3 separate regions of the Homo sapiens genome follow, and regions 1 and 2 are each linked to region 3. A link is an interaction called in ENCODE POLR2A ChIA-PET data of the cell type or tissue named here. Cell type or tissue: CD4-positive, alpha-beta T cell. All regions are shown on one strand.

The links. ChIA-PET counts read pairs that join two places held together with the same protein. Peaks named below come from ENCODE experiments on the same cell type or tissue, not always from the same donor. Only the 100,000 strongest peaks of a DNase experiment are listed, where the experiment ranks them.
Region 1: POLR2A ChIA-PET joins it to region 3 with 11 read pairs; 18 of 35 experiments call an interaction of 5 or more read pairs at or near these places.
Region 2: POLR2A ChIA-PET joins it to region 3 with 19 read pairs; 30 of 35 experiments call an interaction of 5 or more read pairs at or near these places.

What each region holds. Positions count from the first base shown.
Region 1 is chr19:907,436-912,435 of GRCh38, forward strand. All of the region lies in intron 1 of R3HDM4 (R3H domain containing 4), which reads right to left. Among named protein-coding and RNA genes, the nearest start is that of R3HDM4, 3.3 kb to the right of the region's middle. RefSeq lists an enhancer at 1,834-2,128. In CD4-positive, alpha-beta T cell, no CTCF peak of the experiment used is centred here; DNase peaks (open chromatin) are centred at 26, 1,356, 1,946, 2,446 and 1 weaker place; H3K4me3 peaks cover 2,142 bases; H3K27ac peaks cover 3,259 bases.
Region 2 is chr19:922,605-927,604 of GRCh38, forward strand. ARID3A (AT-rich interaction domain 3A) reads left to right here and starts at 3,431. Exons shown (of 9, transcript NM_005224.3): 1 at 3,431-3,455. RefSeq lists silencers at 2,291-2,380, 2,471-3,400, 3,491-3,560, 3,981-4,220, 4,208-4,400 and an enhancer at 3,605-4,365. In CD4-positive, alpha-beta T cell, no CTCF peak of the experiment used is centred here; DNase peaks (open chromatin) are centred at 3,087, 3,427, 4,397, 4,737 and 2 weaker places; H3K4me3 peaks cover 2,980 bases.
Region 3 is chr19:982,345-987,344 of GRCh38, forward strand. It overlaps WDR18 (WD repeat domain 18), which reads left to right and starts at 2,001. Exons shown (of 10, transcript NM_024100.4): 1 at 2,001-2,219; 2 at 3,521-3,631. The coding sequence starts at 2,010. RefSeq lists silencers at 267-656, 1,821-1,910 and enhancers at 1,595-2,536, 1,961-2,110, 2,141-2,320. In CD4-positive, alpha-beta T cell, CTCF peaks have their summits at 546 (motif pointing left) and 745; DNase peaks (open chromatin) are centred at 547, 1,335, 1,977, 2,317 and 1 weaker place; H3K4me3 peaks cover 1,407 bases; H3K27ac peaks cover 871 bases.

The sequences.
Region 1 (5,000 bases), 75 kb before region 3:
TCGGGGAAGTCAGAGGGGGCGGGGCTCGGTGACACAGCTCAAGCCCTCCCAGCAAGGGGCCTGGTATCACCCCATATTACAGATGAAGGATCTGAGGCTTGGAGAGGTGGGGCTGTCCCCCGTCACCACCCAGACAATGCAAGGAGCTGGATGTGAACCTGGGTCTGACCCAGAACCCCAGAGCTACCCTGCTTCCCTCACCACCCCTCATACCAAAGCCCCACAGGCCTCTCCTCCAGGCCCACAAGGACCTGCCTGGTCCTTCCCCTGCTCCAGCACAGCCCATGGCTCCCCAGCATCCCAGGGCCAGGCCTGGCTCCCCCTTGGCCTAGCACTGCAACACGAGGGCTTTCGCCTGTTTTGTTTGGTATCTGAGGGCTCGCCACCCTCCCCTGGGTCTCTAGTGCTGAGCTGAGCACTGGAAATCGAGTCCCACCATCAGATGGAGCTGGCTGACTTCAACCAGTTTCCAGCAGGAAATTAAGAAACATCTTCAAGCTTGTCATCCCAGCACTTTGGGAGGCCGAGGCGGGCGGATCATGAGGTCAAGAGATGGAGACCATCCTGGCCAACATGGTAAAACCCTGTCTCTACAAAAATACAAAAATTAGCCAGGAGTGGTGGCGCACGCCTGTAGTCCCAGCTACTTGGGAGGCTGAGGCAGGAGAATCGCTTGGACCTGGGAAGTGGAGGTTGCAGTGAGCTGAGATCGCACCACTGCACTCCAGCCTGAGTGACACAGCAAGACTCTGTCTCCCAAAAAAACAAAAACAAAAACAAAAACAAAAAAACATCTGGCCTCTGGGGTAGACAGGGGGGCCTGGGAGTCACCGACACTCCTCTCCAGAAATGGAAGGAACAGGAAGACCACATCAAAATCCCCATGCCTGGCCGGGCGCAGTGGTTCACACTTCTAATCCCAGCACTTTGGGAGGCTGAGGCAGGTGGATCACTTGAGGCCAAGAGTTCGAGACCAGCCTGGCCAACATGGTGAAACTCCCGTCTCTACTAAAAATACAAAAAAATTATCTGGGCATAGTGGTGGGCGCCTGTGGTCCCAGCTACTCAGGAGGCTGAGGCAGGAGAATCACTTGAACCTGGGAGATGAAGTCTGCAGTGAGCCGAGATCACAACACTGCACTCCAGGCTGGGTGACAGAATGAGACTGTCTCAAAAAAAATAAAAATAAAATAAAAAATAAAAAAATCCCACGTCCAGCCACAGGCCCCTCCTCACAGTGCTCCAAACTCAGGGAGCCCCGGTCTCTGCCTGATGCACCTGCTCATTCCAGCCTCAGCTCTGTGTTCACCACCCCCAGGAACGGCCCCGCCCCCCACCTAGCCCAGTCAGCCTTACCAGGAAGCTCTGGAAACCAACCGGCCCCAGCCGGCCCGTTTACTTCTTTGCTCCTTAATCACTAGCTCACTAGGCCCACAGAACAAGACAGGGTCCGCCCCCCGCCCACCGCCGCCCCCCGGTCCTGGCCTGTGACCGGCCCACAGCGGCGCTCACTGCCTGTTTGTTGAATGAAGAACTAAACTTCTGTTGACACACCTCCCAAGGGCTGGTTCATCTGTTTCCCACGCCACTCAACAAGACCACTTTACAGACGAGGAAACTGAGGACCCAGCGGGGGTATCTGAGGCTTCCTGGACCCTGAAGGCTCGAGGATGTGTGTCCACAGAAGAGGGGGGCAGCCCAAGCTGGGGAGCTGCTGGAGTTTGGGGGAACAGGCCTCCCGGCCACTCCCAATTCTACTCCTTGCAGATTTTGAGAGGGGAACTGTGAACCCTCAGTCCCTCGAGCAAAAACACACCTTTCCCAGCACTGGTCCCTCCCCCAGGAACCCACTAGAGACAGCAAGAGAGGAACCGACTTGTGCATCAGGAAGCCAGGGCTCAGGGCGGAGGTGACTCAGCCTGGGGTGGGGCAGACTGCGGCGGCCCCCAGCAGTCCCCAACCCCCCACCAGGACACAGCTGGCAGGTAAACACCCAGAGACTGACGGCTGAGAGCGGAAACATGAGTGTATTTACATAGTTACATAGGAGTCACTACACCTGGGCTTCAAGACCAGGGTGCCAGGCGTGGTGGTTCACGCCTGCAATCCCAGCACTTTGGGAGGCCGAGGCAGGTGGATCACCTGAGGTCAGGAGTTTGAGACCAGCCTGACCAACATAGTGAAACCCCGTCTCTACTAAAATTACAAAAATTAGCCAGGCGTGGTGGCACATGCCTGTAATCCCAGCTACTCAGGAGGCTGAGGCAGGAGAATCGCTTGAACCTGGGAGGCAAAGGTTACCATGAGCTGAGATCGCGCCACTGCACTCCAGCCTGGGTGACAGAGCAAGAACCTGTCCCCCCAACCCCCACCAAAAACAAAAAAAACAGAAGACTCAGGAAGAAGAGCCCATTTTGAGGGTAAATGCCCACACCAGGTGGTTCAAGGCCCCCTTAGAGGAGACGTTACGTGGGTGCAGTGGCTCACGCCTGTAATCCCAGCACTTTGTGAGCCCAAGGCAGGTGGATTCCTTGAGTCGAGGAGTTCGAGACCAGCCTAGGCAACATAGTAAGACCCTCGTCTCTACAACAAATTAAAAAATTAGCCAGGCCGGGCGCAGTGGCTCATGCCTGTAATCCCAGCACTTTGGGAGGCCAAGGCCGGTGGATCACCTGAGGTTGGGAGTTCGAGACCAGCCTGACCAATATGGAGAAACTCCGTTTCTACTAAAAATACAAAATTAGCTGGGTGCGGTGGCACATGCCTGTAATCCCAGCTACTCAGGAGGCTGAGGGAGGAGAATCGCTTGAACCTGGGAGGCAGAGGTTGCAGTGAGCCGAGATCGCACTACTGTACTCCAGCCTGGGCAACAAGAGCGAAACCATCTCAAAAAAAAAAAAATAGCCGGCATGGTGGTGCACACCTGTGGTCCTAGCTACTCGGGAGGCTGGGGCAGGAGGATCGCCTGAGCCCGCAGGTGGAGGATGCAGTGAGCTGTGATCAAACCTGGGTGATAGAGTGAGACCCTGTATTAATAATACTACTACTAGGCCGGGCGTGGTAGCTCACGCCTGTAATCCCAACACTTTGGGAGGCCGAGGAGGCAGGATGGCTTGAGCCCAGAAGTTTGAGACCAGCTTGGACAAGTTAGCAAGACCCTGTCTCTAATATGAAAAACAAAAACAAAAACAAAAAAAAAGCATCCTCTGCTCCAGCCTGGCCAATAGACCGAGACTCTGTCTCCAATCAATTAACCAATCAACCAATCAAAGACGCATCCTTTCTCCTTCAGATACAAATCACCTCGGTAGAGATGGGTATGGCCTCTGAGTGGAGATAATAGTGATGATATAATAAACATAATAACGATGATAGTAATAAATGATCATTTAAAAATAATACTAGCCGGCGCGGTGGCTCACGCCTGTAATCCCAGCACTTTGGGAGGCCAAGGCGGGCAGATCACAAGGTCAAGAGATCGAGACCATCCTGGCTCACACGGCAAAACCCCCGTCTCTACTAAAAATACAAAAAAATTAGCCGGGCGCGGTGGCGGGCACCTGTAGTCCCAGCTACTCGGGAGGCTGAGGCAGGAGAATGGCGTGAACCCAGGAGGCGGAGCTTGCAGTGAGCCGAGATCGCCCCACTGCACTCCAGCCTGGACGACAGAGTGAGACTCTGTCTCAAAAAAATAAACAAATAAATAAATAAATACAAATAATACTAAAGACCGGGTGCGGTGGCTCACGCCTGTAATCCCAGCACTTTGGGAGGCCGAGGCAAGCAGATCGTGAGGTCAGGAAATCAAGACCATCCTGGCCAACATGATGAAACCCCATCTCTACTAAAAATACAACAATTAGCTGAACGTGGTGGCGGGCGCCTGTAATCCCAGGTACTGGGGAGGCTGCCGCAGGAGAATCGCTTGAACCCAGGAGGTGGAGGTTGCAGTGAATGAAGATCGTGCCACTGCACTCCAGCCTGGGCGATAGAGCGAGACTCCGTCTCAAAATATTAATACTACTAAAATAACCAATAAAACATTAACGATAATTAGTAATGAGACAACGGACACTCCTGTTTGCTGGGCCCGCCGCAGTGCCAGCTCGGTAACCCCCACCACTCGGAGAAGAGGCCACACTTACTATCCCATTTTACAGAAGGGGAAACTGAGGCATGGAAGCATGAAATAACCTGCCCAGGTGGCGCCGTCCGCACACGGAGGAGGCAGGAACGGAACACGCGCCGCCTCCTCGCCCTCCACCAACACGGACCCCAGGGGCGCACCCTGGGTCCCCGGGTCCCTGTGCGGGCCGGGGTGACACACGGCTGACCCCCGCACAGACCGCCCCGCTTCCGGGTCCCCCGGGAAGGACGCGCGGGCTCCTGCTTGCCAGGTTTTAACCCACAAGGGTTGTAGGGATTTACCCAAAGGAGAGCAAGGAGCCGGGTCTGCCCGGAAAGGCAGGGGGCGCGGACAAGCCCAGAGGGCGAGTGGGGCCGGGCGTGCGGCAGGGACCAGGCTGGAGCGCATGGCCACGTGGGTGAACCCCGACCCGCGGACAGGGGCCCAGGACCCTCTGGCGGGAGGCTCCATGGCTGGCACCTCGGGGCCCGGGGAGTGGGGGGGCAGACCCGGGAGTGGGGGCGCGGCCCCGGGGAGGTGGGGGGGGGGGTGGACCAGGGAGTTGGGGGGCGGACTGGGGAGGTGGGGGGACGGACCCGGGAGTGTGGGGGGCGGACCAGGGAGTTGGGGGACTGACCGGGGAGTGGGGGGACAGACCCGGGAGTGGGGGCGCGGCCCCGGGGAGGTGGGGGGGGTGGACCAGGGAGTTGGGGGGCGGACTGGGGAGTGGGGGGACAGACCCGGGAGTCGGGGCGTGGGCCAGGGCAGTGGGGGGGTCGGACAGAGGAGTTGGGGGGCGGGCCCGGGAGTGGGGGCGCGGACCCGGGAGTGGGGGCGAAGACCAGAGAGTAGGGGCACGGACCAGGGAGTTGGG
Region 2 (5,000 bases), 60 kb before region 3:
CAGTGGTGTGATCATGGCTCACTGCAGCCTCGACCTCCTGGGCTCAAGCAATCCTCTTGCCTCGGCCTCCCGAGTAGCTGGGACTACAGGTGTGTGCCACCACAATTGGCTAATTTTTGTATTTTTTGTAGAGATGGGGTCTTGTTACGTTGCCCAGGCTAGTCTCAAACTCCGGGGCTCAAGAGATCCTCCTTTCTCAGCTTCCCAAAGTGCTAGGATTACAGTCTTGAGCCACGGTGGTCAGCCTTAATTTTTTTATTTTATAAATTTTTTGTGGAGACAGGGTCTATGCCCAGGCTCATCTTGAATACCTAGCCTTAGGCCATCCTCCCGCCTAAGCCTCCCAAAGTCTGGGATTACAGGCGTGAGCCACTGTGCTGAGCTCTCTTCTTTTTTTTTTTTTTTTTTTTGAGACAGAGTCTCCTTCTGTCTCCCAGGCTGGTGTGCAGTGGTGTGATCTTGGCTCATTGCAACCTCCGCCTCCCAGGTTCAAGCTATTCTCCTGCCTCAGCCTCCCGAGTAGCTGGGATTACAGATGCCTGCCACCATGTCCGGCTAATTGTTTTGTATTTTTAATAGAGGCGGGGTTTCACCATGTTGGCCAGGCTGGTTTCGAACTCCTGACCTCAAGTGATCCACCTGCCTTGGCCTCCCAAAGTGCTGGGATTACAGGTGTGAGCCACCAGGCCCAGCCCTAGTTTGGGCTTTTTAACCTGCAGAGCTGTGGGAGCGGGATCTGGGGGGTTTTATGAGGATGTCCCCTACCTGAGTGCAGAGTAGAGAACCGGTCCAGTGACCAGCAGGGTTGGGGGAGGATCACGCTGTTTTTGTGTGGGGGAGGTTCCCAAAGCCCCAGGCGCCCCCAGGAGATGGTCTGGCTGGGAAACCTTCAGAGCTAGGGCTGCTGTGCCCCCAGGAGATGGTCTGGCTGGGAAACCTTCAGAGCTGGGGCTGCTGTGCCCCCGGTAGATGGTCTGGTTAGGAAATGTTTAAAGCTGGGGCTGCTGTGCCCAATGCACAGCTTGAGAAAGAGACTGGGAGAGGTCTGTACTGATCTAAATCCACACTGCTGCCTACCCCTGCGGGGCATGAGGGCATCTGGAATATGGTGGAGCCAGCTAGTCTGCGTAGACATTCCCGGCTCCCTCTCTGGGCTAAAAATAGGAGCCCCCTCACTGCAGGCAGCTGCCATCCTGCATCCCCTCACCCCCCTGCGCGGCCCCTTTGGGGGAAGCTGCAGCCAGCTACCCGGATCACAGCTTCCTCCTGGGAAACGGGTAGGGGCTCTACCCTTCCTGCCCTGGGGGTAATTATGCCCCCACCCTGTGCCCTTCCCTTTGAACAAAGGGCAGCCTAATCCAGAACAGGATGGTGAAAGGGTTGAATTAACATTGGCCCATTTTATAGAGGGATAAACTGAGGCACAGACAGGCCCATGCACCTGCCCTCCAGGTGCCTTTCGGGTCTGCTGGCCTCCAGGTGCTCCATCGTAGGTGGGAGGGACTTCCTGCACCTTCAGACCTGAGCTGGGTCCTGGCCCGAGAAGGGGGTACTCCCACACCCCTTTATCCCGCTGCAGGGAGCGTCTCTCCAAAGCACCCCCAACCTGGGGCAGGTGTCTCAGGCCTCTCCATCGGAGATAGGGGTGGCAGCTGGGTTTGGTGTTTAATATAGCCTTATGGTGGAGGCCTCTCAGACACCTGCCGCCATTAGGTTACACGTGGCCCTGGGGCTGGAAGGCTGGATTCAGGCCTTGTTGTCGGGGGCAGCTCTCCTGCCGGCAGTTTTTTGTTTTGTTTTGTTTTTGAGGTGGAGTCTCACTGTGTCACCCAGGCTGGAGTGCAGTGGCGCGATCTCGGCTCACTGCGACTTCCACCTCCCGGATTCAAGCGATTCTCCTACCTCAGCCTCCCAAGTAGCTGGGACTACAGGCGCGCGCCACCATGCCCGGCTGATTTCTGTATTTTTAGTACAGATGGGGTTTCACCTTGTTGGCCAGGCTGGTCTCGAACTCCTGACCTCTGATGATCCGCCCACCTCCGCCTCCCAAGGTGTTAAGATGACAGGCGTGAGCCACCGCGCCGGCCCCGGTTGCAGTTTTGTGGAGGGAGGAGGTGCAACTAGGTGGAAGGACAGAGAGAAAGTTGCAATGCCGTGTGCTAGTCTAGGGAAAGGGGAGGGAGACGACTACAACCCCGCCCCCAACACTCAGGACCGGGGACCCGAGCCCGCCAGAGACCCTCCACAAGTGAGGGTCCCCCGGGGTGGCCCCTGCCCGCCCTCCAGGCTCCCCTGGGGCTCACGTCCGGGCTGGAGCCTGGGCCTCTGCGCTTAGCCCCCTGGGGTCGCTTCCCGCGCACACAGCTCCCTGCAGAGCACGCGTCCCCCTCCCGACCGCCTTCCTTGCACCCCGCTCGGTGCCTCAGTTTCCTGCTCTGCGCAGTGGCGACAAGAAGGTTGCCAACTACAGAGAGGAGTGAGGGCTGGAGACGTGCAGGGACCTCCCTGGAGGGAGGCGCGGGGCACGTGGTTGGGCAAGCGACCGCTCAGACCGTGTAAGTCATCACCACCTTCACGGGGGGGTGGTGGGCAGCCGAGCTCCCGACGCTGGTGACAGCCGGGCCGGGCAGGGTCGTCCTGGTTTCACAAAGGGGCTCCGGGTCCCAGCGCGCACCTCCCCACGCCCGCGCCGAGCCCCCGTCTGCAGCCCGTCCCTCCCCAGAGGGAGGCCGGCGGGACCCTGGTTCCCTCCCTCCGACGCCGCCCGCCCAGCTCTGCACCGGGTCTTTCAAGCCCATTTCTCAGACTTGGAAACGGCGGCTCCGGAGAGTGAAGTCACTCTCTCAGGGTCTCTCCGTCTAAGGGGCGAAGGTGAAACTCCGAGTCCACGAGGCCCAGCGTAGGTGCTCCGTAAGAAGGGAAGAGACTTGGTCCCGGATCTGGCTCCGATGCCTCCGGCCAGCCCGCCCAGGCGGAGCCCCAGTCAGTCCCCTCTTCTTCCCCCGGGGCGCTCCCGCCCCAGCCCCTGCCCCCGGCACCCTCTGCGCTTGGGGCCGCGTCGCGCACTTTGCCCACCGTCCCTAGGCCGGGGGCGGGGCCTCCCGCGGCGCTGTTCCCCTTCCCGTTTATTATTTATTATCCTTTAAAGGGGCCGCGACCTGAAAATTTCCGTCCACTCTGCCCGGCTCCCCAGCGCCCCCGGGCTGGTTGCGCGTCGTCAGACCGCGGGAGGGGGGCGAGGGGGCGTGCGGGGAAAAGTGGGGAGCCCTGGCGAGGCCCTCCCGCGCCCGGGCCGCGGCGCTGAATCACCGGCCAGGTATTTGCATCCGAGAGCGACTCGTCCCCTGGTGATTTGTCTGGGGGTGGGGGAGGGGCGGGGCGGGGGCCGGCCGCGCGCGGGGCGCCTCTTACCAATCGGGCGGAGGGGTGTAGACGCGGACGCGGCTGGCGGCTCGGTGAGTCGGCGCGCGGCACAGCCCCGTGGGTCGGGGGCCGGGAGCCAGCGGCGCGCACCGGCGGCTGGAAGCCAGGCGGGCCCGGGCAGGCCGACCCCAGGCGCGGGGCGCGCGCCCCACTACGAGCCGCCCTGCGCGGTAAGGCTGGGGAGCGCGCTGGCCGTTCCCAGCGCGGGTTCCGGTGCCGGGGTGGGCGCAGTGCGTCCTGGAAGCCAAAGAAGGGGGTCCCCAAAGTTGGGCGGAGATGTTGGTGGGGGTCCCGGACTGGGAAGGCGGCCCTGGCGGGCTGGGGTTCGGGGAGTTTTCTCTGCACCCCGCTTGGAGACTTCACTCCCCACTGGATCAATCGCTCAGGGGCGAGCAGGGGCGATCGGGGGTCGCGAGTGCGCGCCCCCCCCTCCCCAGCGGAAGGAAATGGTCTCTGCGCGCGCGCGGGGGGCTGCACCCCGATATTTTATTTCATTTTTATTCTTTCTCCCCGAAATCAGGGATTTATTCGGGAGCCCAGAGAGGAGGGAGGGTAGTTCCCGGCGAGCCTCCCCAGCCGGGCTGGTTTATTTATAAAGTGTCCGCCCCAGCGCAGAGAGGGGCCCCCGGGGGAGACACCGCGGCCCCCGGGCGCCGGGGTGGGTTGGGCCCGGGCGCCCGGTTCCTCGGCGGGGATACCCAGGAAGAGCCCCCTGACCCGTTTCAGGGCCCCCCAGACACAAAAGCGGGCGCAGGAAGCGCTGGGAGCGCGCGTTTGTCAACTCCAACGCTCGGCGCCGGCCCCGGGCGGCGGGTTCAATTATCTTCCGTTTTTAGGCGCTCGGGCTGGAGGGGTTCCCCCCCCCATGCAAATCGGCCGCTTTCCAAGAAGCCTTTGAAATCCGGACCAGGGTTTCTGTCTTCTTATTTCTTCTCCTTCTTGAGTTTTTTTCTCACTTCCTCCAGGCCCCCCCAACCCAGGACTTTCTTAGCCCCCTCCCCAGCTTTCTGCCCCGCCCCTCCCCCTCCTCTTCCCTTCGTGGAGTGAGGGGCCCCTTTCGCCACCCGCGGGCCCGGGGCCTTGCACAACTCTTTAAATAACCATGTTTTGCAAGGCCCGCGCCGAGCGGGTGACCTCTCTCCGGAGGCCTGGGGGGAGGAGGGTGTGGCCCAGGATCCCTCCGCCCCCCACCCCTGCCTGGTCCAACGACCACCCAGCGCCCCGTCCCAGCCTCTCCCTTGGGGCTGTCATAAAATGGGGGTGGGGGTCGAGGACAAAGGGCTCTTGGGGGGAGGGGTCTGAAGGGGGTGGGCGTAGCTAGTTTAGGGTTATGGCGGCGATGGGGGGGCACCCAGCCCTGACCTAGGGGGGAATCTGGGATCCCCACCTGCCCCCTCCACCGGCCCCAACGTGGAGGTCTGTCCTGCTCCCCTCCCCCACCCGGCGACCCGGAAGGGTCATTAAACCCAGCAGGGCTCGGAGCGGGCTGGTGGGGGGAGTGGCTTCCTTTGGCCTCTTCCTTCTGTGCCCCCAAAGAGGGGGGGCTTTGCTTGGAGCTCTTCCGTGGGGGGGGCCTT
Region 3 (5,000 bases):
GGCCGAGACGGGCAGATCACCTGAGGTCAGGAGTTCGAGACCAGCCTGGCCAACGTGGTGAAACTCCGTCTCTACTAAAAATACAAAACTTAGCTGGGCGTGGCGGCTCACACCTGTAATCCCAGCTACTCGGGAGGCTGAGACAGGAGAATCGCTTGAACCCGGGAGGCAGAGGTAGCAGTGAGCCGAGATCGCACCATTGCACTCCAACCTGGGCCACAGAGCAAGACTGTCGCAAAATAAAGAAAGAAAATAAAAATGAGGTTGGAGGAAACTCTGGAGGCACAGCAGGTCCTTGGATTGGACTCCCTCCCTCCCTCCCAGGATAAAATGAAATCCAGGCCTCGTTCACACGGCCCTGCACGGCCCGGCCCCGCTCCGTGGTCCTGCCCCAGGGCCTTCGCACGGGCCTGCCCCGCACACGGTTCTCTGGGGGTCGCTGGCTCCCCGCTCAAACGGCCCCTCCTGCCGACCAGGCGGGTCCCCGGGGCCGCCCTCCCTCTGGCCTGGGCTCGGGGTCGGTGGCTCGCGCCTGCCACCTGGCGGCCAGCGGGGCTGCGGCGCCGCACGCTCTGGCACCAGCCTCCTGCCCCGGCCGTGCCCTCCGCCGGGAGCCGCGGACCAGGAGTCGCACCGCCTCCGGGGACCGCACCCCGCATGCAGCCTCCAGCCCCTGCCTCTTGCTGCTCGAGGGCACACGACCCAGGTCAGCTGCAACCCCCGGGCGGAAATCCCGACTTTTAAATGAATGCTCCCTTTTTATCCCTTTTTAAGGGGTTGGCAACTAATTGCACATTTTAAATCATACTGTTTTTAGGCCGGACGTTGTGGCTGAAGCCTGTAATCCCAGCGGTTTAAGAGGCCAAGGCCTAAGCCCAGGTGTTGGAGACCAGCCTGAGCAACACAGTGAGACCCCCCATCTCTACTAGATATATATTTAGTATAAATAAATAATAGATATATGTTTTTCTTTGAGACAGAGTCTCATTCGCCCAGGCTGGAGTGCCTGGGATCTCGGCTCACTGAGACCTCCGCCTCCCGGGTTCAAGCGATTCTCCTGCCTCAGCCTCCCACCACGCCCGGCTTTTTGTACTTTTTGTAAAGACGGGGTTTCGCCATGTTGGCCAGGGTAGTCTCGAACTCCTGATCTCAGGTAATCCACCCACCTCGGCCTCCCAAAGTGCTGGGATTACAGGCCTGAGCCAAAGCGCCCGGCCTTTTTTTTTTTTTGAATGCCGTTTTCAGACATGGTCCGTGACGGGCAGCCGTGACATGAAGTTAGACCCTGCTTGGCTCGGACAGAACTGGCGACTTGTTTGACCTACACCAAGCTATCCGACTAATAATTTAGATGTTGAGGCCCCTAAAGAGGGGTCAAGGGGGAGGCAGATGTCGACCAATAAGGAAACACTGGGCCGGGCGCGGTGGCTCACGCCTGTAATCCCAGCACTTTGGCAGGCCGAGCTGGGAGGATCACTTGAGCTCAGGAGTTCGAGGCCAGCCTGGGCAGGACAGTGAGACCCTGGCTCTACAAAACTAAATAAATAAGGAAGCAGTGAATTCCAATGTATTCATCGCCAACTAGCCATGTTGCTGGGTGTGCGCTCTCTCTTTTAGGCGCAATGTGTCATTTAGGCCTGTGACGTCGGAACTTTATTATTTGAACATTTAAAAATAAATGAATCCAAGAGCTTGAGTCACTTGGCCAAAAATGCCCAGGAGGAAAAGGCCAAGTCAGGTACCCCGGCTCTAGAGCTACTAACTGATCGCCGGAGACCCTGGGCCTTGGAAGAAGTCGCCTCCCCAGATCTCTAAGCAGGCCGCGCGACCCTCGAGTCTCAGGTAAGCGGGAAATCCCACTTCACAAGAAAGCCCCTCTCTCCGAGGCACGGGCGCATGCGCGGGTCGGCCACCCGCTGGGGCCGCGGGGCCGCCGCTCTGGCCCGCGTGGGGCAGTCGTCCGCGTCTCGCTCATGATGACGCACGTCCGGGGCGGTGGGGAAGGCAAGATGGCGGCGCCCATGGAGGTGGCCGTGTGTACGGACTCGGCGGCCCCGATGTGGAGCTGCATCGTGTGGGAACTTCACTCGGGCGCCAACCTGCTCACCTACCGCGGCGGCCAGGCGGGACCCCGCGGCCTGGCGCTGCTCAATGGCGAGTATCTGCTGGCGGCGCAGCTGGGCAAGAATTACATCAGCGCCTGGGAGCTCCAGCGGAAGGTGCGGCGGTGCGGTCTCGCTGCTGGGGTCATGGGGCGCCCGAGGCTGAAGTCGGGGGATGGGTTGGTGGGGGCCGCGTGCACCCTTAGTCGGAATTGGCGTGGGGAGGGGAGGTGGTCTCCGTTCGGGCGCTCTGCGCATGCGCGGGTCTGGGGGCTTTGGGGAGATACGTGCGACCTGTTAGGCCGCTCTGCGCACGCGCGGGGCTCAGGCCTGAGCTGCTATGGGGGCAGTGGGGGAAAATGGGAGACGCTCCGGGGGGTCCCTTGGGGCAATTGCGCATGCACGAGTTCTTGGAGCGCGAAATTTGATTAAAAGGGGCCTATGAGCTCTGTGGATGTTGTGGTTCTGGAGGAAAAGGGAGAAGGACCAAGGTCTGGGGGAGTCTCCCATGAAGGGGTGGCGCAGGAAACTCATGTTTATTCCTCCAATAAAGCAACAGATACTCACCGTCGCCCACAGTTTCCCCTCTACTCCCAAGCCCAAATGCAGCCAGTCCCTGAAGCTACTCGCTTCCCCCGTGTGCCCGCTGAGATCTCTTGGGACTGGCTCTGTGCTCCAGCATTGCCTGATGGAGTCTACACACAACTCATAAATTTCTCCCATTTTATTTTAGTTTTGAGACAGGGTCTCACTCTGTCGCTGAGGCTGGAGTGCAGTGGTGCGATCTCGGCTCACTGCAGCCTCTGCCTCTAGGGTTCAAGCGATTCTCGGGCCTCAGCCTCCTGAGTAGCTGCAACTACAGGCCCGCACCAACCACCACACCCGGCCCACATTTGTATTTTTTGTAGAGGCAGGGTTTCACCATGTTGGCCAGGCTGGTCTCGAACTCCTGACCTCAAGTGATCTGCCCACCTCAGCCTCCCAAAGTGCTGGGATTACAGCCGTGAGCCACCACGCCCGGCTGAGTTTTCCCATTTTAGAGAGGAGGAAGCTGAGGCTTGGGGTCTTAGGTTGGACATTATGGATAGAAGGATTGGGGCACAAGCCTACTGGGCTCTTGGGCCCCAGTGTCCTTCTGGATCCTCTTTGTTCTGTTCCTGTACTCCTCCCACCCAGGGCCCCTCTGACCCTCAGAGGAAGCACCAACCTCACATCTACCACCTCCAGCCTCGAAGCCTCTTGCAGGGGCGAACACTTCCTTGCTGGACCATGCATTTGCTCAAACCACCCTGCTCCCGACTCCTCTTCCTGGTTCTCTGACTTAGCCATTGCCCAGGCGTCCCCTCCCCTCGCCCTCCACTGCTGTAGTAGCTCCCGTGTCCTGCATGGGGCTCACGAGGCTGACTGTGCATCCTTAGGACCAGCTCCAGCAGAAGATCATGTGCCCCGGGCCTGTCACCTGTCTGACTGCATCACCCAATGGTCTCTACGTCCTGGCAGGAGTTGCAGAAAGCATCCACCTGTGGGAGGTAAGAGGAGCAAAGCGTGAGCGTTTCCCACAGGACATCTCAGCCCATCTGAGCTTTGCCTGCAGGGCACCAGGGAACAACCATGCGGCCTGGGGCCCTGGGATGGGTGACTGCTCAGGGGTTATAGCCTAAGCTTCACCCTGCTGCCTCCTTTCTCCAGGTCCCCTCGAGACTTGCGAATCCCAGACCAGCCCTAATCCTGCCTTGAGTGCTTGGATAGAGCCCGGTGCAGCCCAGTCCCCGGCACTCACACACCGCAGCATCTTCCAGGGCTAGCGGGCATCTCTTCCACGCAGGCGGCAGCGCCTGGCACTTGTGACTTGAAAGTTATAAAGGGCGGCCGGGCGCAGTGGCTCATGCCGGTAGTCAATGCAACCTCTGCCTCCCAGGTTCAAGCAATCCTCCTGTCTCAGTCTCCTGAGTAGCTGGGATTCCAGGCGCCCACCACCACACCTGGCTAATTTGTTTGTATTTAGTAGAGAAGGGCTTCACAATGTTGGTCAGGCTGGTCTCCAACTCCTGACCTCAGGTGATCCACCCGCCTCGGCCCCCCAGAGTAGTGGGATTACAGGCGTGAGCCACCGCGCCCGGCCAGTGCCTCCTTTTTCTTACCGCTGGACCAACCAGGTGACAGCAACTCCTAGACACACTCACAGCCCGGATCCTGCCATGCTCTCACTGCGAGACAGAGTGAACTGTTCAGGCTTTGCATTTAGGCCAGCTTCTCAGCTCTGCCCTGGTGAGGGGAAGCAGCCCTGGATGATGTGTGAGTGAGTGGGCACAGAGATGTGCCAGGGAGACTTCATTCACAAAGTCAGGCCTCTTGGAGTTTGGCCCATACCGTAGCTGTGGCGTTAGATCACCGGCTGTGTTGTCACAAATGGTCCATTATATTTCGGGGGAGACCTGCCCTCAACCCCACATAGAGCAGGGCAGACAGTACAAGATCTGGGGCCAGAAGACCCAAAGGTAACCATGTTTCTGCCCTTCCTGACCTTGTCCTTGCTTCCCTCAGTGGGCTGCTCAGAGAACTGAGAGGGCTGGGTGGGCATGAGCATTCTCGGAGAGATAAAAAAGCCACCAGGGGATGGGCATGGCGGCTCATGCCTGGAATCCCAGCACTTTGGGAGGCTGAGACGGGCAGATCACTTGAGGCCAGGAGTTCAAGACTAGCCTGGGTAACATGGTGAAAACCCATGTCTGCAAAAAATAGAAAAATTAGCTGGGCATGGTGGCATACACCTATAGTCCCAGCTTTTTGGGAGGCTGAGGCATGAGAATCACTTGAATCCGAGAGGCGGAAGTTGCAGTGAGATGAGATTGTACCACTGCACTCCAGCCTGGGTGACAGAGCAAGACCTTGTCTCCA